Regions from separate parts of the Homo sapiens genome. Here region 2 is linked to region 1. A link is a loop called in an ENCODE intact Hi-C map of the cell type or tissue named here. Cell type or tissue: dorsolateral prefrontal cortex. All regions are shown on one strand. Each heading gives the region's core, and the rest is flanking DNA. Links, peaks and the distances in the headings are about the cores only.

What was found. Peaks named below come from ENCODE experiments on the same cell type or tissue, not always from the same donor. Only the 100,000 strongest peaks of a DNase experiment are listed, where the experiment ranks them.
Region 2: a loop joins it to region 1, with 2.2 times the contacts of the local background. A loop is called at or near these places in 3 of 110 quality-filtered maps.

What each region holds. Positions count from the first base shown.
Region 1 is chr11:71,427,485-71,437,276 of GRCh38, reverse strand. It overlaps DHCR7 (7-dehydrocholesterol reductase), which reads left to right. Exons shown (of 9, transcript NM_001360.3): 9 at 1,438-2,866. The coding sequence ends at 1,902. Among named protein-coding and RNA genes, the nearest start is that of DHCR7, 16 kb to the left of the region's middle. In dorsolateral prefrontal cortex, for the core only: no CTCF peak of the experiment used is centred there; DNase peaks (open chromatin) are centred at 3,248 and 4,066; H3K27ac peaks cover 4,853 bases.
Region 2 is chr11:71,558,675-71,569,023 of GRCh38, reverse strand. It overlaps KRTAP5-10 (keratin associated protein 5-10), which reads right to left and starts at 3,461. Exons shown (of 1, transcript NM_001012710.2): 1 at 2,289-3,461. The coding sequence starts at 3,436. The coding sequence ends at 2,828. It also overlaps the pseudogene KRTAP5-13P. RefSeq lists an enhancer at 2,259-3,074. In dorsolateral prefrontal cortex, for the core only: CTCF peaks have their summits at 5,176 and 5,376 (motif pointing right); a DNase peak (open chromatin) is centred at 5,345.

The DNA.
Region 1 (9,792 bases), core at 355-8,354:
AGGGCACTTGCTTAGCAGAACGGTGGGGTGGCCTGCCCCAAGAGGCTGTGCCCAAGTGGAGAGAACCAACGTGGAGAGGCTGTCACCTATTCAGGATGTGACAGGCCCGGCATCACCTGTGACAGCCAGTCCTGTGGGATGGAGGTGCGGGTGTCCTGGAAAACCAGGATTCCCACAGCAGAGGGGGCCAGTACCAGGTGGAGGGTGCAGAGCCCCAGCTGGCCCCATGCTCACACCAGGTCCTTGGAGCCCCCCGCATGGCCCACCCGGCCCCATTTCTCCACCTGGCTGGCTGCAGGTCTGCTGGTTCCCTGGTTTTATAAACTCCATTTTCCAAGGATGTGAAAACGTAGCAATAGGTCCCACTATATAATAGCTCTTACTTGCTTTAGCCTCTGTGTGTGTCTCGAGATGTACATTTTTTATACTATATATTAGGTTTCTCCCAAGAAGCAGAATCAATAGAGGGGTGGAGGGTATACGTGTAAGAAAGAGATGTATTTTTCAACTCATGTGATTGAAGAGTGACAAGTCCAAGATCTTCAGGGCAGCCTGGAGCCCCAGGGAAGAGTTGATGCTGTGCTTAAATAGAAGGTCACTTTTTTTTTTTTTTTGAGACGGAGTCTCGCTCTGTCACACAGGCTAGAGTGCAGTGGTGTGATCTTGGCTCACTGCAACCTCCACCTCCTGGGTTCAAGTGATTCTCCTGCCTCAGCCTCCCGAGTAGCTGGGATTACAGGTGCATGCCACCACGCCCAGCTAATTTTTGTACTTTTAGTAGAGATGGGGTTTCACCATGTTAGTCAGGCTGGTCTCAAACTCCTGATCTCGTGATCCGCCCGCCTTGGCCTCCCAAAGTGCTGGGATTACAGGTGTGAGCCACTGTGCATGGCCAGAAGGCCACTTTTTAGCAGATTCCCTCTTCTTTGGGGAAGGTGGGTCTTCTGTCTCTTAAAGCTGTCAACTGATTGGATGAGGCCCACCCCCATTGTGAAGGGTCATCCACTCTGCCTGGTTGACTGATTAACATATGAACCTCATCTGAAAAATGCCTTTACAACTAGTGTTTGACCAAATATCTGGGAACAATGGCCTGGCCAAGTGGACACGTTAAATTGACCATCACAATATTAAATTCAGATTATATTTTTAATACTGTTACATATTTGATGTTTATGCTATATGTCATATATATAGGGGGTATATATACACACACACATACACACACAGACAGGTAGAAGGCAGGTAGAGTTACTCATTTAATGACCACAACAGCCCTCAAGGTTGGTGCTTTTATTCACAGAAGAGAACACGGAGGCAAGGCGTGTGTCAGAGGCAGAGCTGGGGTTTGACCCCAGGCCGCTGGGCCCCCGAGCCCACACTCCTGTCCTCTCCCTGGGCAAAGCACCGCTTGACCCCTTCCCCCTCGCCCCCCAGGGTCTGTACTTGGTGTACCACCCCGTGCAGCTGTCCACCCCGCACGCCGTGGGCGTCCTGCTGCTGGGCCTGGTGGGCTACTACATCTTCCGGGTGGCCAACCACCAGAAGGACCTGTTCCGCCGCACGGATGGGCGCTGCCTCATCTGGGGCAGGAAGCCCAAGGTCATCGAGTGCTCCTACACATCCGCCGATGGGCAGAGGCACCACAGCAAGCTGCTGGTGTCGGGCTTCTGGGGCGTGGCCCGCCACTTCAACTACGTCGGCGACCTGATGGGCAGCCTGGCCTACTGCCTGGCCTGTGGCGGCGGCCACCTGCTGCCCTACTTCTACATCATCTACATGGCCATCCTGCTGACCCACCGCTGCCTCCGGGACGAGCACCGCTGCGCCAGCAAGTACGGCCGGGACTGGGAGCGCTACACCGCCGCAGTGCCTTACCGCCTGCTGCCTGGAATCTTCTAAGGGCACGCCCTAGGGAGAAGCCCTGTGGGGCTGTCAAGAGCGTGTTCTGCCAGGTCCATGGGGGCTGGCATCCCAGCTCCAACTCGAGGAGCCTCAGTTTCCTCATCTGTAAACTGGAGAGAGCCCAGCACTTGGCAGGTGTCCAGTACCTAATCACGCTCTGTTCCTTGCTTTTGCCTTCAAGGGAATTCCGAGTGTCCAGCACTGCCGTATTGCCAGCACAGACGGATTTTCTCTAATCAGTGTCCCTGGGGCAGGAGGATGACCCAGTCACCTTTACTAGTCCTTTGGAGACAATTTACCTGTATTAGGAGCCCAGGCCACGCTACACTCTGCCCACACTGGTGAGCAGGAGGTCTTCCCACGCCCTGTCATTAGGCTGCATTTACTCTTGCTAAATAAAAGTGGGAGTGGGGCGTGCGCGTTATCCATGTATTGCCTTTCAGCTCTAGATCCCCCTCCCCTGCCTGCTCTGCAGTCGTGGGTGGGGCCCGTGCGCCGTTTCTCCTTGGTAGCGTGCACGGTGTTGAACTGGGACACTGGGGAGAAAGGGGCTTTCATGTCGTTTCCTTCCTGCTCCTGCTGCACAGCTGCCAGGAGTGCTCTGCCTGGAGTCTGCAGACCTCAGAGAGGTCCCAGCACCGGCTGTGGCCTTTCAGGTGTAGGCAGGTGGGCTCTGCTTCCCGATTCCCTGTGAGCGCCCACCCTCTCGAAAGAATTTTCTGCTTGCCCTATGACTGTGCAGACTCTGGCTCGAGCAACCCGGGGAACTTCACCCTCAGGGGCCTCCCACACCTTCTCCAGCGAGGAGGTCTCAGTCCCAGCCTCGGGAGGGCACCTCCTTTTCTGTGCTTTCTTCCCTGAGGCATTCTTCCTCATCCCTAGGGTGTTGTGTAGAACTCTTTTTAAACTCTATGCTCCGAGTAGAGTTCATCTTTATATTAAACTTCCCCTGTTCAAATAAGTGGCTGTGTGGTTTCTGACTGGTGAATGGGCCTGACTCGTGAATGGGCCTGACTGCAGGTCTGACTGGTATACGTGGGCTCTGTTTCTGGTATGAGAAGGGATGTCTGAGAGAGATGCTTGGGTCTCGGCGTCAAAGCATTGGGTGCCCGTGGGTGCGTGGCGCCACCCTGCCCCTCTCCCTCCCATGTCAGCCCTTTGCTGGGGCTGTTTTTGGGTTGAATGTGGAGAGTATTCCATTCCCCCCCAAGGAGATGAAACCAGGCTTGGCCACCTGCCCCCGGCAAGTGAATGGAGAAGCCAGAAAGAGTGCCAGGTTTGTCTTGCACCTGGAGAAACAAGAGTTTCACACAGGCAGCCCAGTGCCCATGCCAGGGCAGGGGGCCAAGCTCAGAGTGGCTTCATTGCTTCACATGAGAACTGGTCCCACAGCCAGGCCGCCTCCCAGACAGCCTGGAGGGTATCGGAACTGTGACCCGCCCAGGCTGACTGCTGAGCCCTAGTGTTCGTGCACTGGTGCCCCACCACTACCTGTTTGAGGATATGGGCCTGAGGGGTCCCGTGCATCTGTGCTGGACACACACCACAAGAGTGATTCAAATGCCGGGGAGACGGGAGCACACTGCCCTGCATGGCTCTGAGCGGAGTGGACCCTGCCTTTTCTTCCCAGACATTGCGTAAATTCAGTTCACAGAGGCTGGGGTGTGGTCACTGTGAGCTCAGATCCGGGCCTCCCTGCCTGCGTTGGAATCCTGGCCCCAGCATTTAAGAGCTGTATGACCTTCAGGGGACCTACCCTCTCAGTGTCTCAGCTTCCTCTTTTGAAAGATGAGGGTCATTATTATCTTCCTGCCTTGATGTGAGAAGGGCTTTCCAGGCCAATTTGCTGGGAGAGCTCTTGGTTCAGATGTGGACCTGCCTCTGAATTGGCTGAGGTTAGCTTTTGGTTTGGTTTCTGTTTGAGCAGCTTTGTGCTGGGCTGCAGGTTCCTCTTCCATGCACTGTGTGTTTGTACAATGGGTTCTGCAGGTGCAAGGCTGTGGCCCAGGCTCTGTCCCACCAGACACGTCTGCCCTCACTCATCCCCAGATGGAGCCAGCTTCTCTCTGGGCGAGAACAGGGTGATCCAGGAGCTCAGATTAGACAGTGCCAGCCTCTACCATTCTCCATGTACAGAGAGCATTCTGTTCCCAGTGAAGCCACAGTGCCTGATCCCTGGGAAGCTGGCCTGGCCTTTGCCCCCTTCCAGAATGAAGGACGGCTCGGACCAATTGCCAGGGCCATCTGAACTGTGCTTTACAGGGCATGGCACTGCCCTCTGATAAGGGGCAGGCATCCAGTACCCCAGGACAGGGTCAGGGCAGGAATCCAGTGGGCACATTCAGAGAGGCTATTTTCCCATGAGTAGATTCAATCCTGATACACCCCACCCTCTCCAACCTCAACCTTCGAAAGCGAGGTGAGGCCTTTCTCAGAAACCACCCTGCTTGCTGTTGGCTCCAGCAGATCTGCTTTCTGGTCCACATTTAACAATCAATTGCTCAGCACATATCTCTGTCCTGGGAGGAGCTGCGCAGATTGCAGGCACTGTCTTTGATGGCACAGCTGATTTCTTGGGAAACTGAGGCCTGGGGTTTAAAGCAACTCACCCCAAATGACAGAACTAGCAACTGGTAGAGGCCAAATTTAAACCTAAGGAGGAGAGGCAAAGGGGCAATGTAGGTCACAGAGTACAATGTTTGGGTTAGACAGGAGAATAAGTTTCTGAGATCTGTGGCACAGCATGGTGGGTGACCATAGTTCGGAATGTATTATATATTTCAAAATTGCTAAGAGTAAATTTTCAGTGTTCTCACTATGCCCACAAAAATACACAGATGAAGTTATGGATATGTTAATTAGCTTGATTTACTCATTCTGCAATTTACACATGTATCAAAACATCACATTGTACCCCATAAATATAAACAATTATTGTCAATTGAAAATACCATTAAAAAATATAAATGACCAATGAAGATCTGAAAAGCTGTTCAATTTCCCTAGTAATTAGAGGGAGGAAAGTTAACATCACGTGATCCTTTGGCAAACTTGATCACATTGGCAAACTTTATTGCAGCAGTAACTCCCAGCATCACCAAGGTCAACAAGAAGCCAGTGTTCTCCTAAACAGTACGTAGGAGTTCTGTTCATTCACGTCAAGAAATTTACCCTGAAGAAATCAAGGGAGGAGGAATATGTTTCAATAACAATGTTGGTGCAAGTATGGTAGATAATAAAGTTTTCTGCTGGGCGCAGTGGCTCACGCCTGTAATCCCAGCACTTTGGGAGGCCAATGTGGGCAGATCACTTGAGTTCAGGAGTTTGAAACCATCCAGGGCAACATGGCGAAACCCCATCTCTGTAAAAACAATTAAAAAATTAGTTGGGCATGGTGGCACATGCTTGTAGTCCCAGCTATTCAGGAGGCTGAGGCAGGAGGATCACCTGAGCCTGGGGAGGTTGAGGCTGTAGTGGACCGTGATTGTGCCATTGCACTCCAGCCTGGGCCAACAGAGCAAGACCCTGTCTCAAAAAAAATAAAGTTTTCATATGAAATATATACATAAAAGGATATATACCAAAACATAAACATTAATGCTATTCATAGCTGCATAGCGGAGGTAATAGATAGTGGTTTTTTTCTGTATTTTTGATAAATGTTATTTTTCAGCAACACTTCTGCAGGATTATAGTAGTGGTGAGGAAGGCTGCTTGCACCTGGACAGATACAATGCATTTGTTTTTAATAAACTAGACCTTCCTGCCCTAAGCAGGCCAAGGAGGAGGAGGAGGACTTCTGGCCAGGAGGGGGGTTTCCACGCAGGCACTGGTGCCACCGAGGGCCGACTGGGCTTGGTTTCACCACGTTGCCTGCAGGGAGGGCTGTTTCAGGAGCAGGAGTCAGCCCTTCTTGTCTGGAGTACTGTCAGAGGTGGGCGTCAGTGATAGCGACAGGAGGCAGCCAAATGCCCAGCAGACAGAGGTGGATCCCCGGTGAAGCCCCACCTCCAAGCCAAAGACAGTTTAAAGCCTGAAAGCCAAGCTATCCTTGGACTGGACTGACAACTTGTCTTGCTGTTTGGTGCACTTCCCTCTGATGGATCCCCACCCTTCACCTATTTTACATATACCCAACCTTTCCTAATTGGTTTCCTACACTGTTGTGTCCACCTTTGAGTGGCATCTTTGCTTTAACCTTTTGTTTGTTTGTTTTGGAGACAGAGTCTTGCTCTGTCACCCAGGCTGGAGTGCAGTGGCGCAATCTCTGCTCACTGCAACCTCCGCCTCCCGGGTTCAAGCCATTCTCCTGCCTCAGCCTCCCGAGTAGCTGGGATTACAGGCATGCACCACCATACCCGGCTAATTTTTGTATTTTTAGTAGAGACTGGGTTTCTCCATGTTGGTCAGGCTGGTCTCGAACTCCTAACCTCAGGTGATCTGCCCGCCTTGGCCTCCCAAAGTGCTGGGATTACAGGCGTGAGCCACCGTGCCCAGCCTAGTTTTAACCTTTTACTGCATACTCACAAGCCAATCAGCATGCACTCCCCATCCTGTACCTATAAAGACTCCAGACTCATTCAGTAGAGGGGAGACGGCCTGACTTTGGGGAAGATGACCTGCCCTTCCTGGCCCCTCTCTAGCTCCCCTCTCCACTTAGAGCTGTTTTGGTTGCTCAGTAAAATTCTCGGCCTTCACCATCCTTCAAGTGTCCATATGACTTCATTCTTTTTGGATGCTGGGCAAGAGTGGGACCCAGCTAGTGTGAGTACCCAGAAAGGCTGTCACACTAGCCCTTTGCCCTTGCCAGTGGAGGGCAGCCACCCCACATGACAAGGCAGGGGGACAACTGAGCTGCTAACACACCACCACCCACAAATGGCAGAACTAAAGGAGCACTGTAACACTGCCTCTGGGGCTTTGGGGTCACAGGCACCCTCACCTGGGTGCTGCAACACGCCTAGTCTGGCCACGGGTCCTGCATGGAGCTTGCTCCTGTGTCTGCACTTGGAATGGCCGGCCGGATCCCACACTCACATGCTCACATGCTCCCTCCCACAAGGGGTTGAGCACAGTGAGCTGAGTAGACGGGGCGCCCCTGCTGTGAGTCCCGTGAAAGGACCAAGAAAAACCCTGCATTATCAGGAGAGGGAACGTCAGGCCACAGCCCGGCCAGATTTTCTGGTCAAGAGGCCTCATTGAGGAGAACATTCCATGCAGACTTGAGATCTAAGTCCCCTCTGTGTGTTTATTTCATCAGGATGGGCAGATTATTCTCCCTGAGTGCCTCCTCAGCTCACAGATCCACTCTTGCCCCTTTCCCAAACCTTGGTCTCCAAATCTGTTAGGAAATCTGGATGTTACCTGGGAAGACCAAGACCGCAGTGACTGGGAGCTGGGGACGGGATGGGTCTGGCTTTTGGAAACTCAATGCCTCAAATTCAACAATGAGCCACAGACGTGGACCAGCTCTTTGTTGTTCCAGGAAGTGGTCAGGGGTGGGGGTTTGCACAGGGTGAGTGTGGTCACCTGGACACACAGGGAAGCTGCAAGATGGCTGTTAGCAAGAGGCAAGTACCAGGCAAGTCCACCTGGCTCACAGCTTTAAACACCTCCACGGCTTGGTGACTCCAAGGTTTCATCTCCAGCCATGCCTTTGTCCTGAACGCCGCTCATGAGTCCACATGCTCCCTCTACACCTCACTCAGCATCTGAAAGGTTACTCGACTTCACCCCCTCAATCAGTACTGACCTTTTCCCATAAATGTCAGTTGCTCTAACCGAAAACCAGGTATCATCCCTGACTCCCCTCCCTCACGCCACGTTCCATCAGAGGGCAAGCCTGTGGCTGTGCCCATGAAATGTCCAGGATCTGACCGCTTTCCATCTACCGGGTGCCCCCGTCCCAGGCTCTGTCCTCTCTTAGCCTCAGCGCATGTCTCCCTGCCTCCTGCCCCCGCCCACAGTCTGTTCTCGGCTCAACAGCCAGACTATCCCATCAAAATGTGAGTCACATGCTGTCACTCCACTGCTCAGAACTTTCCAAGGTCTTCTCATGTTGCTCAGAATAAAAGCCAGGGTCGTTCTGAGGGCCTCAGCCGCCCTGTGGACTGTCAGACCTCTCTTGCTGCAGCCTCCCATATTGACACAGCAATAGCCATGCCCACCACCTCCCTGGGCCTCTGGCACTGCTCCACCTCAGTCAAAGCCCAGTTAGAACTACTGATGCAAATCCCCACAGCCAGGATCATCAAGACATCGGCCGCCAAGCTTTCTGGCCAGGGATTTCAGTTGCAGAACTGTTTGCAACACTTAGCTGCAATGGAAGTGCCAATTCTGGAACTGGTTTCCTTGTTGTTGGCTCACTTCTTCCTACCCCTGAGCACACTTGGAAGGCTACAGACTTAGATAAGTGAGGAGGAGGCGGGAGGCATTTGAATTACATGGTTATTATTTTTTTCTTTAACTGGGAGTGAACTCCACTCTGTCTTGAGAAAGAATTCTTGACTTGCCTTGCAGATGAGAAATGCTGCTGTGGAGGCTGAGTAGAGGCAGGAAGAGCTGCCTTCCCTTTAAGACTTGGAGATGACCCTGGGGAGGGCAGCAAAGGCGTCTGCAGAACCATCTGGGCTGTTTCCCCCTGGACAGGACTGCAGGGAGCTGCAGGGAGCTGCAGGGAGGTTCACCACGGCCCTCTGTACCTTGGAATACACTAAGATCTCCAGGGTGTGGTGGTCCTATGCCCACACATCCCACTGTTAGGAGTGTCCTCACAGTTATATCCTGCCATGTGCGAAATGGCTGCAAGTTCAAGGCTGTGCATTGCAGTGTCCTGTGCAAAAAAACCGTGAAAAGATCGGGAACAAGTTATGCAAATCAAGAGGTGACTGTTTAATTAAGTGCATCCACATGATGGAATGTTATAAAGCTCTCAAAAAGAATAGGACAGTCAACTGATGATGAATCACATTAACTTAATAAGGAAGAAAAACCACTTTATTATATGAAATAGATGGAGAAAAAAGGACACTAATTCATAATAAAAACGCAAAGACATCCATAGAAAACCTACAGCTAACTTCATATTTAATGATGAGATATTGGATTCTCTCATCATAAGATCAAGAACATGGCAAGAATTTTCACTGCCACTTCTTCCAAATTACATTAGAGATCCTAGAGATTGCAACAAGGCAAGAAAAAGATTTGAAAAGACATAGATTGGGAAGAAATAAGTAAATTAGCACAATTCACAAGATTTTTATGAAGGAAAGAGTTAACACAACAGGCCCTAACTACTATGTTTGGAAAGGCCTGCCTGCAAGGTAGGCCCTTGAGTGGCATCTGGGAATTTAGATTTGGGTAGGGTTCTCACCACTCTAATTGATAAGAGCAGGTCACTGTGCCTAGACTGTTGTACAAATAGTATGCCTTTTGGTTCACTTGCTTTCCTTCTGGAGGTCTAGAATTTTGACACATGCCAAGCAAAGGCTGGATACGGTATAAGGCCAGCACTCCTGAAAAGTCCTGGCTGCTTAATCTCAAATGAGCTTCCCTGATTGGTAACATGTCACATGTATTGTCACAACTTGTTGCTGGGAAAATTAAGCATGTCCTGCATGACCCCACTGGGAGAGACCCTTTGAAGTTTATGCCTGGTCTCCCCCAGACTCTACTCTCATGCACCTTTTCCCTCTGCTGATTTTGACTTTTATCCTTTCCCTGGAAGCTGCAGTTTCCTGAGCCTTCTTAGTGAATCATCAGACCTGAGAGTGGTCTTGACCGTCCCCACAATAGTTATGCAGAAAATCCTAAGAAGTCTACAAAAAAAGCTACTAGAACTAATAAGTGAATTTAGTGAGGTTGCAGGATACACGGTCAATATCA
Region 2 (10,349 bases), core at 1,042-9,041, 130 kb before region 1:
CCCAGGGCTGTGATTCACGGCTTTATGCTGATACATTGGTCTCTGTCTGGAGCATGTGGATGAGAGCCAATATGGCTGTGTGTTAAAGATCAGATCTTGTACTGACAGCAAATAGGGACACAGCAGCTGGACTTGGAGCAGCAGGACCTGCAGCAGCTGGACTGGGAGCAGCAGGGCTTGCAGCAGCTGGACCGGGAACAGCAGGACTTGCAGCAGCTGGACCGGGAACATCAGGACTTGCAGCAGCTGGACCGGGAGCAGCAGGGCTTGCAGCAGCTGGACTGGGAGCAGGTTGATTCACAGCCTGAGGAGCAGCAGCAGAGTTTGCAGCAACTGCACTGAGAATGTTGCCCAGTATGAAGTGCAGTGGCGCAGTCACAGGTCACTGCAGCCTCCACCTCCTGGTCTCAAGTAATCCTCCTGAGTAAACAAGACTACAAGTGGGTGTCACCATGCCCAGGTACTTAAATTTTTTTTTTTTGTAGAGATAAGATCTCTCCTTATTGTCCAGGCTGGATTTGATCTCTTGGCCTCAAGTGATCCTCCTGCCTTGGCCTCCCAAATTGCAGGGATGACAGGCATGAGCCACCACATGCAGCCTCTTTTATGTCTGGTATCATTTCCTTTCATTGTTCATTAGCTCCTTTGGAAACAGTACGCTACCACTGTGATCTGTTTCACAGCAGGCTTCCTAGCTTTCTTTTATTGCCTATAGGGACTTACTGAGGGCCCTTGCACCCACTCTCCACTGGAGAGAGGAAAACCTTCCCCATTTCAGGAGCTGAATTCAAAATTCATGCTGTGCTTTTCCAGCACACACCTGTTGGCTCTTTTGAGGTTCCCCTGTATTCGGCTCTGTTAGATGTTTCTTTGCTTTCTCCTACACAGACACTGAAACCCTGGGGGACTGTGGCTCTTGTAAATTTATCCCCACCTTCTTGGACTTTGAGGTTCACTTGTTTTTTTTCTTGAGACACTATCTCACTTTAGGTTGCTGAGGCTGGATCCCAGGGGTGCGATCACAGCTCACTGCAGCCTCAAACTCCCAGGCTCAAGCCATCCTCCCACCTCAGCCTTCCACGTAGCTGAGGCTACAGGTGTGAGCCACCATGCCCAGCTTACCTGGTTTTGTTATGTCTCCAGCATGCATTTTCGGTTTTGTTACCTAGTTGCTCGGTGTCCTGTGGGTTGTGGGAATGTACAGGGCCCATATGTAATGAACTCTGCGTTCATGTCTGCTGTCACCTTCTGGAGTTTCCCAGTTTGGATTTTTGAGTGAACTGTCTTAAGCAGCATTTCCTTTTAACGTCGTGAAACTAACGATAGCCATGTCCCCTAGCAAGATGCACCTTTGACACACTTTTATTCCCTTTCCTAAATGTGGCTGAATTAATCTAAGCCTTTATTTCTAGATTATTTCATTTTTCCTTACATTGCATCTCTTTTCTCTCAGAAATTTGTCTTGGAAATTCCCACTCTGCTCTTCCCCGGCAGTATCAGCAGTCGCTTAGATCTGTGAGTGTTCTGTGGGAGCTCATTTCTCACCAGCACTCCCTGTGTGCTGTCTTCCCTCCACCTTTTCCCTCCGGGTTCGCTTGGCTGGAGATTGTCCTCAGATCACTCTTGTCTCCTCCTCCCCAGTGCGTGATTTCTAAAGCCTTGCCTGTGACACTGGTCAGAGAACAGGCTCAGCGTGGTGGCATGTCACCATGAAACAGATGGACTTGGCTCAGGGTCCCCAAATGTGTCACTTCCCAGGAACTCTCCTTTCCTGCCGGGAGACTGAGCTCCGAGGACACCTTGGGCCATTCTGTAACTTCCTGGTTACCTTTAGTTATGGAAAGCCGTTGACCTCATAATTGTAAAAGGCTAATTGAATGTTTGAATCAGAGTGCGTTGGAGCTCAGCGGTGCTTCACTCCTCCCTCCTCCGACCTTGCCCTGCCTGGGGTCCTTCCGAGGCCCCAGAGGAGAGCGGGAAGCTGGAAGCCATGGGTCTTGTGCAAAGCCCTGCTTGGCTGGTCGTCAGGACTCAGGGCCTGCCTGCCCCTCTGCGCCTCTAGGGCGGGCATTGAATGCTGAATCCTCCCGGGCTTTGCCCTCTTCTCCTGCGAGCAGAGACTGAAGATATTTGAGGCTGAGAGGAGGACAGAAGGGAATGGCAGGTTTTTTTGTGAATGTACCAGGCCTGCTGGCAGGCGTTTCCCAGCTTAGCTGACAGATCAGAACGCAGAATCAGTCACTGCACAGGAAAGGGGTTGGACAGAATTGCACCAAGCATGCAGCTGATTTACAGACATGAGAGGCTTTATTGTAAGGAAATTCATTCATTACTTTGTTATTGTTTTTAAATAGATGGAGACAACAGGAAGGAAGGAGACCTTCCTGGTCACAGGTGGCCACTGGAGAACAGGCAGCGAGCGGCCCTGGAGGATCCAGGGTCCCAATGGTGGTTGAGAAGCTGGTTCTTAGTGATCACTGAGCAACATTGGCCTGGCCTTGTGGGGTCAGACCTTGCATCTCAGTCAGCCGAGGGAGAAGAAGAAGATGGTCCACACCCAAGTGCAGGGAACACCATGGCAGTTGGCTGGGTGCCCGCGTCCAGGCAAGGCCACCTCCTGCATCAAGGAAACATGCATTTCCGGAGTGAGGAGGCTGAAGGCAGGGCCCAGTGGAGAGCTGAGCCATGGAAGGAGGTGCGTGCATGGATGATGAGCTGGAGAAGGGGCAGGTGCCTCAGGGAGGATGCGTGGGATGAATTAATTCAGGGAAATCATAACAAATGCTTTCACCAAACAGGTGAAACCTGAAGGTCTGGGTTCAGAGCCTCAGATCTTACACTGGCAGCACACGGGGACACAGCAGCTGGACTGACAGCAGCAGGGCTTGCAGCAGCTAGACTGGCAGCACACGGGGACACAGCAGCTGGACTGGCAGCAGCAGGGATTGCAGCAGCTGGACTGGCAGCAGGATCCACAGCCTGAGGAGCAGCAGCAGGGCTTACAGCAATTGCACTGGGAGCAGCCACAAGAACCACAGCCCCCCTTGGAGCCCCCACAGGAACCACAGCCACCTTTGGAGCCCCCACAGGAGCCACAGCCCCCCTTGGAGCCCCCACAAGAACCACAGCCCCCCTTGGAGCCCCCACAGGAGCCACAGCCCCCCTTGGAGCCCCCACAGGAACCACAGCCCCCTTTGGAGCCCCCACAAGAGCCACAGTCCCCCTTGGAGCCCCCACAGGAGCCACAGCTGGAGCAGGAACAGGCTGGCACACAGCAGCACACGGGCTTGCAGCAGCAGACGGGCACACAGCAGCTGGAGCCACAGCCCCCACAGCCAGAGCCATAGCCCCCACAGCCGGAGCCACAGCCCCCACAGCCGGAGCCACAACCCCCACAGCCGGAGCCACAGCCTCCGGAGCAGCCACAGCAGCCCATGATTCTGGTAGATTGAGGGTGGATCAGGTAGAGGAGCAGGTGAGAGGGAGGTGCAGGTGTGGAGCTCCCTGAGCCCGGGCTCTTTATATACCTGTCCAGATGTCAGGCAGGACACAGGGTCCCTTTCTTGTGACTGTTTACATTATTTTTCCAGAGCTCTGTTTTTTTCCTTTTTGCTAGTGACTTCCTCCTGGCTCAGTTGAGCATCTACTTTCTTTGTATGCTAAATTTGTCTTTTTCCCCGTTTGTTTTGGCCCCTATAATTAAAACCTCAACTCCAGGCTGTCTGGTACTTCTTGCAAAGCTCCAGGGTGCTGGTCACCTGCTCTCTGCTGACCACATGTGACCAATGGGCAACAGCCTCTGCCCACATGCTCTCATCTTTCCTGTGTTAACTCCCCCAGTAATATTAATTTTACATTTTCAGATTTCAAAAGTTATCCATGGTCTTTATATTTTACTCATACCAGTCTCAGCTTTCTGGGTGTGTTAGACCATTCTTTGCATTGCTCTAAAGAAATACTTGAGGCTGGGTAATTTATAAAGGAAAGAGGTTAGAATGGCTCATGGTTCTGCAGGCTGCACAAGCATGGCACCCACCTCTGCTCAGCTTCTGGGGAGGCCCTCAGGGAGGTTTTCCTCATGGTGGAAGGCGAAGCAGGAGTAGGCACGCCACATGGTGAGAATGGGAGCAAGGGGTGAGGAGGGGCCACACACTTGCGAACAACCAGATCTGAGTGAACACACTCATCGCCAAGGAGATGGCGCTAAGCCAGTTATGAGGGATCCGCCCCCATGACCTAAACACCTCCTTGCAGGCCCCTCCTTCAACACTGGGGATTACATTTCGACAAGAGATTTGGAGGGGACAGCCCAACTATGTCATTATCCCCCTGACCCCTCAAATCTCATGTCCTTACATCACAAAATAGGATCATCTCTTCTCAACAGTCCTCTCAATGTCTTGACTCATTCCAACATCAAGTCTGAAGTCCCAAGTCCAAGTTCCTTCTACCTATGAACCTGTGAAAATCAAAATACATTATTTACTTACAAGATGCAATGAGGGTAGAAGCATTGGGTAAACATTCCCATTCCAAAAGGGAGAAGTCAGCCCAAAGGAAGGGGCTACGGACCCCATGCATGTCTGAAATCCAGCAGGGCAGCCATTAAATCTTAAAGCTCCAAAATAATGTCCTTGGACTCCCAGTCCCACATCCAGGGTACACTGGAGTGAGGGGTGGACTCCTAAGGCCTTGGGGAACTCCACCCTCGTGACTTTGCAGGGTTCACCCCCTGCAGCTGCTCTCATGGGTTGGAGTTGGGTGCCTGCAGCTTCTCCATGCTCAAGATGCAAGCTGTCAGTTGCTCTACCATTCTGGGGGCTGGAGGATGGTGTCCTCCTTCCCACTGCTCAGTTAAGCAGTGCCCCTGTGGGGATCATTTACACAAGTAAAAGATCCTTCCCCACCCCTCACCCCTGTGGTGATATCTGTGCCCTTGTTCTTCACAGGGCACCCCAGTGGGGTGTGTCCCATGCACCCGCTTCCAGCCACCCTCCTCTTTCTAGCTCACTTTCTCCAGTGCTTTCATTCCACCAGAACTCTTGGTGCATTGATACAACCACGGCTTCACTGATCCCCAACCTCTCTGATACCTCTTCTTGTTTTGTTAACAGCTTTATTGACATATCGTTCATATACCACACAATTCTCCCATTTAAGGTATACAATTCAATGCTTTTAGTATATTCACAGAGCCGTGTACCTATCACCATAATCAGTTGTAGAAAATTTCATAACCTCATGCCCTTTAGTACCCCCCACTCACTACCCCACAGGACGGTTCTCCAGGCGGCTTCAGACCAATGCAATTCTCCCCGTGTCTCACTTGTGGTTCTCAGGCGTGACTGCAGAGGGAGCTGAACCGACATTTCTGAAAGAAGACGTACAAATGACCAACAAGAGCTTGAAGGAATGCTCAGCATCATTCATCATCAGGGACACGCAAGTCAAAACCACAATGAGGTGTCCTCTCATCCCACAGAATGGCCATTATCAAAAAGGCAAAAATAAATCCTGCAGAGGAAGTGAAGAAAGGGAACTCGTATGCTGTTAGTGGGAAGTTGTACAACCACTAAGGAAAACTGTATGGAGATTCCTCAAAAAGCTAAAAATAGAGCTAACCCAGCAATCCCACTATGGGGTGTGTATCCAAAGGAAAAGAAATCAGTGTGTTGAAGAGATATCTGCACCCCATGTTTATCACAGCACTGCTCACGATAGCCATGATATGAAAGCACCTAAGTGCTTGTCAACAGATGAATGGAAAACATGGAAAAGTAATGAAAAGGAAAAGATGGTGTATACACACAATGGAATTCTATTTAACCCTAGAGCAGAACAAAATTCTGCCCTATGTGACAATACAGGTGAGCTTGGAGGACATTATGCTAAATGAAATAAGCCAGGCACAGAAAGATGAACTGCATGATCTCACTCACAGGTGCAAGCTAAAGAAGTTGATATCTCACTGGTCCCCATAAACATGTACAATGATCATGCTTCAATTAAAATATTAATAAAGAAAGAAAAAGAATAACTGTAGAATATGCTGGGAATGCAACATCCTGAGTTAGGGAGGGACTGGCCAGAAGAGTCGGGCTTTGTCCCAGTTCCTAGAAACAGGATATTCTTTCGTGCTTTAGTGCAGTGAATCCTGTAGCCCTGGGACATAAGACCGAGGGCAGGCGGCTTTCTGGGATCCCTCAGCTGTGGTGTGAGTGGGGCACACATGGATAAGACTCAGCTCACCTGGGAAGCTTTGCTGAGGCTAGAGGGCTCCCAATGAATCCGAGGCTCCTGTTCTCCCTTGCTGCCTGTCTGTAACTGGTATACCCACTTCCTGTGACATATGTGAGTGTCTCACCTGAGTCTGATAAATGGGTAACATTAGTAGTAGCCAGAGGCTACTACTAATTTACTTTTTGTCTCTCTCTATTTTTCTATTCTTGAAATTTCATACCTGTGAAATTATATGATATGTGGTCTTTTATAATTTCCTTCTTTCACTTAGTGTAATGTTTTGTGGTTCATCCATGTTGCAGCCTGAAACAGAACTTCATTACTATGATAAATTATTTACACTAATCTTCCTTTGTATGAATACACCATTCATTCCTCAGTTGGCAGACATTAGACTGTTTCCACCTTTTGGCTGTTGTGAGTAATGCTGCTGTGAACATGGGTGTGCCAGTTTTTGCATGGAATGTGTTTTCATTTCCCTTGGGAACATCCTTATGAGCAGAATTGCTGGGCCCTATGGTAACTCTCTGCTTAAGTTTTTGAGGAACTGCAGACTGTTTTCCACAGTGGCTGAGCAATTTACATTCCCACAGCAGTGCATGGAGGTTCCAGTGTTTCTGCATCCTTGTCAACAGTTGTTATTTTATTTTATTTTTATTTATTTATTTTTTAGAGACAGGGTTTTACTGTGTTGACAAAGCTGAAGTGCAGTGTCATGATCATAGCTCACTGCAGCCTCAACCTCCTGGACCCAAGCAATCCTTGTCTCAAACTCCCCAGTAGCTGGGACTACAGTTGTGCCTCATCACACCCAGCTAAATTTTTAATTTTTTGTAGAGACAAGGTCTTGCCATGATACCCATACTAGACTCAAACTCGTGGCCCCAAGGGATCCTCCCTTCCAGCCTCCTGAGTCACTGGGATTACAGGTACAAGCACACCCTGCCCCAATACTTGTTAATGTCTGACCTTTTACATTATATTCATCCTAGTGTTTGTGAAATGGTATCTCATTGTGATTTCAATTTGCATCTCCCTGTTGAATCATGATGCTCAGAGTCTTTTTATATGCTTGTTGTCATTTGGGTATCTTCTTCAGAAAATGTCTAATTAAGATTCTTTGCCCACTTTTTAATTGGGTTATTTGTCTTTTTATTACTGAGTTCCACATCCAGAAGAATAAAACTGGGCCGCTAACCAGATCACCATATACAAACATTAATTCAAGATGGATTAAAGACCGAAATGTAAGACCTCAAACTATAAAAATCCTAGAAGAAGACCTAGGAAATCACCTTCTTGATATCAGCCTTGTTAAAAAAGAATTACGGCTAAATCCTCACAAGCAATTGCTACAAAAACAAAAATTGACAAGCGGGACGTAATTAAACGGAAGAGCTTCTGCACAGCAAGAGAAACTATCAGGGAGTCAACACTCAACCTACAAAATGGGTGAAAATATTCACACACTGTGCATCTGACAAAAGTCTAATATCTGCAATCTACAAGGAACTTAAATCAACAAGCAAAAAACAAATAACTTCATTACGAAGTGAGTAAAGGATATGAACAGACACTTCTCAAAAGAAGACATGCACATGGCCAACAACTATATGAAAAAATGCTCCACATCACTAACTATTAGGGGAATGTAAATCAAAACCACCATGAGATACCATCTCATATCAGTCAGAATGGCTTTTGATAAAAAATAAAAAATGAAACAACACAAAACAAAACAAACCAAAAATCAGATGCTGGCAAAGCTTGGGAGAAAAGGGAACAGTTGTACACTGTTGGTGGGAGTGTAAATGATTTCAGCCACCATGGAGAGCAGTTTGGAGATTCCTCAAAGAGCTAAGAATTGAACTACTATTTGACCCAGCAATCTCATTATTGGGTATATACCCAAAGGAAAATAAATCAATCTACCAAAAAGACACATGCATCCATATGTTCATTGCAGTGCTATTCACAGAAGCACAGATGTGGAATCAACCCAGGTGCCCATCAATGGTGGATTGGATAAAGAAAATGTGGTACATACACACCATGGAATACTACACAGCTATAAAAAAGAATGAAGTAATATCTTTTGCGGCAATATGCAGCTGGAGGCCATTATCCTAAGAGAACTAATGCAGAAGCAGAAAACCAAATCCCACATATTCTCACTTATAGGTGAGAGCTAAACATTGAGTCCACATGGACATAAAGATGAAAACCATAGACACTGGGGAACAAGAGGAGGGAGGAAAGGAGGGAGGGGGCAAGGGCTGAAAAACTATTGGGTACTACAGTCACTACTCCAAACCTCAGCATCACACAATATATCCATGTGACAAATCTGCACATGTACTGCTTGATTCTCAAATAAAAGTTGAAGAAAAAGTTCTTTATATACTCTAGATGCTAGACGCTTATCAGATATCTGATTTGTAAATCTTTTCTTCCTTTATGTAGATTGTTCTTTCACTTTGTTGATAGTATCCTTTGATTCAAAAATATTTAACTTTTGATGACATCCAATGTATTTGTATTTTTCTTTTGTTGCTGGCCCTTTTGGTGTCCTATCTATCAATCCATGCTAAATCCAGGTCATGTTTTCTTTAAATAGTTTTATAGATTTGACTCTTACATGTAGGCCTTTGGACCGATTTTGAATTAATTATTGTGGTGTGAGGTAGGGGTTCAGCTCATTCCTGTGCATGTGGATGTCTAGTTTCCCAGCACCATTTGTTGAAGTACTGCTCTTCCTCCATTGAATAATCTGGCACTCTGTCAAAAATCAGTTGGTCATCTACACGAGGGTTTATTTCTGGCTCTCAATTCTATCCCACTGGTTTAATACATCTATTCTAATGCCAGTACTAAACTGCCTTGATGATTGCAGCTTTGTAGTAAGTTTTCAAATTGGCAAGTGTGAGCCCTCCAACATTGTTCTTCTGTGTTCTTTCTTTCTTTCTTTTTTTTTTTTTTTTTTTTGACGAAGTCTCACTCTGTAGCCCAGGCTGGAGTGCAGTGGCACAACCTTGGCTCACTGCAAGCTCCATCTCCCGGGTTCACACCGTTCTCCTGCCTCAGCCTCCCGAGTAGCTGGGACTACAGGTACCTGCCACTACGCCTGGCTAATTTTGTTATTTTTAGTAGAGATGGGGTTTCACTATGCTAGCCAGGATGGTCTCCATCTCCTGACCTCGTGATCTGCCCGCCTTGGCCTCCCAAAGTGCTGGGATTACAGGCGTGAGCCACCACACCCCGCCTGTTCTTCTTTTTAACATTGTTTTAGCTATTCAGGGTCCCTTGAGATTCCACACGAACTTTAGAATCAGCCTGTGAATATCTGCAAAGAAGCCAGCTGCTTTCCTGATAGAGATTATAGACTCTGTAGATCAATTTTGGGGATATTGCCATCTGAAAAATGTTAAGTCTTCTGATACATGAACATCAGTCTGCTTGGGCTGCCATAACAAAATACCACAGATTTGGTGGCTCAGACAACAGGCATTTATTTTCTCACAATTCTGGAGATCAGAAGTCCAAGATCGGGTGCCAGCAAATTTAGTTTCTGGTGAGTGCTCTCTCCTTGGGTTGCAGATGGCTGCTTTCCCACTCTTTGCTCACATGGCCTTTCCTTTGTGTGTGGAGAGAGAAAGAGATGGAGGGAGGAAGAGAGAGAGAGAGAAAGAGAGAGAGAGACAGAGGCACATGCTCCCTGGTGTCTCTTCTTATGAAGATGCAAATTCTATGGAAGCCCTTATGACCTTATGTAACCTTAATTTCTTCCTTAGAGAACTCGTCTCCATACACAGCCACAATAGGAGTGATGGATTCAACATATGAATTTGAAAGAACATAAATATTCAGTCCACAACAAATCTGGGATGTTTTAGATCTTCTTCAGTTTCTTTCAACAGTGTTTTGTCACTTTCAGATTTGCAAGTGAGTAGAAATACAATTGATTTTTATATATTGGTCCTGTATTCTAAAAACTTGCTGGATTCATTTATTAGTTCTATAATCTATAAAACATTGGCTGAATATGATGGCTCATGCCTATAATCCCAGCACTTTGGGAGTTCGAACCAGGCAGATCACATGAGGCCAGG